2 separate regions of the Homo sapiens genome follow, and region 1 is linked to region 2. Evidence: read pairs that join two places in POLR2A ChIA-PET (ENCODE). Cell type or tissue: GM12878. All regions are shown on one strand.

The links. ChIA-PET counts read pairs that join two places held together with the same protein. Peaks named below come from ENCODE experiments on the same cell type or tissue, not always from the same donor. Only the 100,000 strongest peaks of a DNase experiment are listed, where the experiment ranks them.
Region 1: POLR2A ChIA-PET joins it to region 2 with 16 read pairs; 6 of 35 experiments call an interaction of 5 or more read pairs at or near these places.

Annotation. Positions count from the first base shown.
Region 1 is chr15:38,529,289-38,531,788 of GRCh38, reverse strand. The region is part of intron 2 of RASGRP1 (RAS guanyl releasing protein 1); the gene reads left to right. Among named protein-coding and RNA genes, the nearest start is that of RASGRP1, 34 kb to the left of the region's middle. RefSeq lists an enhancer at 1,377-1,436. In GM12878, no CTCF peak of the experiment used is centred here; a DNase peak (open chromatin) is centred at 1,478; H3K27ac peaks cover 266 bases.
Region 2 is chr15:38,661,772-38,664,271 of GRCh38, reverse strand. No RefSeq gene overlaps it. Among named protein-coding and RNA genes, the nearest start is that of LINC02694, 34 kb to the left of the region's middle. In GM12878, no CTCF peak of the experiment used is centred here; no DNase peak of the experiment used is centred here; H3K27ac peaks cover 212 bases.

The DNA.
Region 1 (2,500 bases), 130 kb after region 2:
GAGTTACCTCGGAGTTCTGGACTGGGTGTAGAGAGAGAGTGTTTCTGTCTGCTCTTTCCCTAACCACATCTCTGCCTCCCTTGGCTGAGTGAGTCATCCTCTGCCAGCCTTACCATTTGCCAGCACTCACTCCCACAGAGACCATGTGAGGATTAACAAGCCGTACTTTGGGAACGTCACTGAAACTGTGGAAAAGCAGTGCAAGGTAAAGGTGAAGTGTGAATATGATTGTGAATCTTAAGCACAGAACCCTGAGTTCTTAAAGGCAATTTTTAAGATTAGTATCCATCAACCAAAGTTCACAAGAGTTTTTCAGAAATCACCAGAGTACAAAAGCTATTTCACGAAATGTGCAGTGGCTGTGACCTTAGTGAGATTTCTTAGACTTGTAGCCATAAGGACTGGAAGAGTTCGTAAAGCTCAGCTCCCACTTTATTCTTGAATTCCTTATCCTGACGAATGGTGATTCAGCATGCAGCCAGGTATAGTGGAAAGAGAAGGGGCTCTGGAATCAGACAGACCTTGGGCCAGGTCCCAGCTCCTCCACCCATTGTCCCTTTGACCTAGAACAAATTACCTAATCTCTCTATGCTTTGATTTCCTCAGCTGTGAGTTGTGAACAATGCTTGTTGTTGAGAGTTAGAACATGGTTAAAGTGTTTAGCACAGCTCCTGGTATTTAGTAGGGCTTCAATAAATGATAGCTGCTATGCTAATTACAATAATGCTTATTAAGTGTTGCTCTTCAGGCTCTTTTTTAATATCTCTGTGATGGCAATGCTTCCATCATTAGACAGTGCTGATGGCTAGAATTTTCTGCCACATGTTGTGCCCAATCCTATTTCCTATAATTTCTATCCATCTACTCTGGTGCTGCCTTTTGTGGCCCCATAGAACAAGTCTAAACCAACTCCCACAAAGAACACTTCAGATATTTGAAGACAATTTTAATCTCTTCCCCAAGTTTTCTTCATGGTAAACCCTTTAGTTCCTGGAATCCTTCCATAGGTGACTTAGTTTTGATCTCACCCAGGACACGTCTAAGTCCCTTTTCCTCACATATGAGTATCTATGGGAAGATGCTAACCAGCCATAAAGGAAAGTTGAGATGGCAAGTTTTAGATGCCATCCATACTGAATAAGCTGGCTTTTGTCCATGGTTCTTGTGAACATTCTAATGCATACCCTACAAGTATATGTCACAGTTCCTTCTTTTCACTGTAGTTTCACCAGAGTGTTCAGGAATATGAACACTGCTACCTGTGAGGAAGGGTACACTGTAAAGACTGTATTGTCAAATGCTGCATTGAAAAGCCACCCCTTGTAATTGTGGTAGGTTTGATTGCATTATTGCCCCCTGACTTTTTACCTTCTCTATGTCAGTGCTATGTTCCATGTGACTTTGCAGTTCCTGCCCTTTGACTTTATATTCAGTAGTGTGACTTGCTTTGGCCAACAGAATGAGTCAGAAGAAACAGCACGCCAGCTCCAAACCTAGGCTTCAGAGGCCCTGGGTATTTCCAGTTACTCTTCAGTGTTCTGCCATCATCATGAGATAACCTACCCCCACTAGCCTACTGGCCCAAGGAAGCAGGGAGGCATGTAGGCTAGGGCCCCCAGCAGCACCCAGCCTGCACTAGCTGATTGTAACCAACTCACAGAAACTTGAGCAAAAGTAAGTGATTACTGTTTTAAGGCACTGAGTTTTGGGGTGGTTGGTTATGCAGAATTTTTGTGGCAAGAAATAATTATTATGGAAATTATGTGGGGCCAGAAAACATAAAGTAATACTAACCCTACCTGGACAGAGTACAAGTTTAGAAGAATTAATGAAAGATTTACAAAACTATAACCAAGCTAGATGAACACTTTTTAAAAATGATTTACCAAATTGTAACTTTGAATTTCTTTTGCAAACTGTGACCAGGAAGAAGATAAATGTGTATATTACATTTCACGAATGAAATAGGTAATGACGAAAGCAAACTCAATTTCTAAATATCTGTGAAAAGTTAACGTGTTTCCTATTCGATATAGTTCACTCATTTACTCAAGAAATGTTGAATGAATCATGTGTCAGTACCATTCTAGGCCCTGGAAATATAGTTGTGGAAAAAGTGGACAAGGCCCAGGTCTCATGAAACTTGTATTCTACTGGAGATTTAGAAAATAAAAAATTAAATAAATAAAGCAGATAACTTCAGATAATGGTAAGTACCATGAGAAAACTCAGGCAGGGTAAGGAATACCTTAGGTAGTTTAGAAAAGACTTCTCTGAGGATGTGACATTGAAACTAAGACCAAAATGACATCAGTAATTCAAGGGAAGAAAGACTACATTGAAGAAAATAGCAAATGCAAAGGCCCTGAGGTAGGAATAAGCTGGGAGTGTTTGAGGTACAATTAGAGGTGTGGAGAGGAGCAATGTGGTATGAAATGAAGTGGATGATATTTAAAGAGGCCAGGACATGTAGTGCTTTTTTGGCCACAGTAAGGAGTCC
Region 2 (2,500 bases):
TATGTTCTAGCTGGGCCTATCTGGTAACAGATATAATGCATACTTGACCAGAGTCTAAAATTTAGAACTAGATTGGCAGTGTTTGCTATCAAGAAGAGGGACATAAGCTCATGTGCTATCAGTCACTGCCTTCAGTGACATTTCTTTCCCTACCTTGACTCTGAAAACTAAGTCCACACTGAGTGCAGGATGGCTAATGCTGAGATTAGATGAGGGCAGAGGGCCAGGAGGACAGCGTGGAGGACCAAGGTCAGCAGCATGAAATGGTAACTCATGGTGGCATTCTCTGTGTGAGTGACCATGAACACCTGAACTTTAAATGTGTGTATTAGAATCTTCCTTTGGAATTTAATTTCTTGACATATATTTTGTCTATATATACATATATATAATTTGTTGAGAATATATGCCAGGAAAAACACTCAATGGAAACTAATGCTGTCTAACTTGAAAAGTAAAGGCCGGGTGTGGTGGCTCACAGCTGTAATCCCAGCACTTTGGGAGGCTGATGTGGGTGGGTCACCTGAAGTCAGGAGTTCAAGACCAGCCTGGCCAACATGGTGAAACTCCGTCTCTACTAAAAACACAAAAAATTAGCCAAGCATAGTGGCAGGTGCCTGTAATCCCAGCTACTCCGGAGACTGAGGCAAGAGAATTGCTTGAATCCAGGAGGCAGAGGTTGCAGTGAGCCAAGATCACGCCATTGCACTCCAGTCCGGGCAACCAGAGTGAAACTCCATCTCAAAAAAAAAAAAAAAAAAAAAAAGAGAAAAAAAGAAGAGAGAGAGAGAAAGAAAAATAAACTTTTGGAAAGCCCATCAGTACGTTAGAGAATTGACAGAAAGCTAAAAGCCCTAGGCTCAGAAAACACAAGCAAGGCGTGTTATGTATGATGCCTTGCTGGCATCATCACTTCTAGACATTTGCTGTCACCATTTCTGGCCCCACTGCCACTGGACACTCACCATTACTATTTGCCCCTGGACTCTGAATTCCATCACAACTGTGAATAACCCCAACAGCGCCATCAAAAGTAGTGTGTTTGCTAAATGGAAGTTAGAATTGGGACCATCCGTGAAAACATAAACCATAGATTATAAGTTCCTTGAGCTCAAGGAACAGGCCATGTCCACCTCTCCACCATTAAAACACTGCCTTGCCTAAAATGGTGTTCTGTAAATATTTGTGAATAAACCAAAGAAAAAGAAATGAATTGACATGACATCATATGACATGGAGTGACAGCATGAAATGCAGACAACAAATGATGAGAAGCAAAACATTATCACAGAGTAATTTCTGTGCTGAAAATTTTAGACCTAACAACTTAGGAGTTTCAGACAATGGGTAATCATTTTCTTCATCCAGCCTTCAATTTCTCTATGGTAAAATAAGCATGAGAACTGCCCTGTCCCTGTCATGGGGTTGGTTGTTTCAAGACTAGAATAAGTACTTTGAAAACGGAAGTGCAATGTTTTATAGGATAGAGCTCTAAGGGTTTTAAATAAACTCCTAGTAAGAGATACCAATCAGAGACCCTAAAGCAACCCCACTCCCAACACTCGAATGTCAGAGTCCCAACTTGGAGAGAGATTGCCTGTCATAGGTAGTCTACAAGCTGGTTGCTTCCTATCTTTGTGTTGCAATGGGGATTTCTTAAGGAAGTTCTCAGCTAGACTGGTGTGAACACAATGAAAGGAGAAGAGTAAGAACTGGGCAATTTATATGCAAGAGGTTTTATTTCCCATGGTGTCTGAACAAAGTTAACTCCTTCATACATCCTACAACTCAGAGCTGAACTGAGATATTCAGCCCAAAACCTTGACTTTTACAGGCGGTCAGCAATTAGAGGTAAACAATTTGGTATATGTATTCAATATTAAAGGGCTACAAAAGTCATAAGCTTTTTGAGGACAGGGAATATTTTTCTTTTTTTTTCTTTCTTTTTTTTTTTTTTTTTTTTTTGAGCCAGCTTCTCGCTCTGTCACCCAAGCTGGAGTGCAGTGGTGCAATCTCAGTTCACTGCAACCTCGACCTCCAGGCTCAAGCAATCATCCCACATCAGGCTCCCAAGTAGCTGGGACTACAGGCATGTACCACCACACCCAGCTAATTTTTATATCTTTTTTGTAGAGACTGAGTTTCACCATGTTACCCCAGCCAAGCTGGTCTCTAACTCCTGGACTCAAGGGATTCACCCGCCTTGGCCTCCCAGAGTGCTGGGATTACAGGCATAAGCCACTGCACCCAGTCGGGAATATTTCTTATATGTGTGTATTTTTTTTCTTCCAGCACTTTAAATAAGTCCTAACATATAAGTTTTTAATAAGTGTTGCTGAATTAACATGAATAAATAAATATGTGGATATATATGGTCTGATATAGAATCATTTCCTTAACCAGAGCTGCCAATATGCAGCATGAGTGGGCACACATAAACTATTAAAAAGCGAGCTAAGAGATGGTGAATAAATAAGAAAACAAAGATTAAGAGAACTCC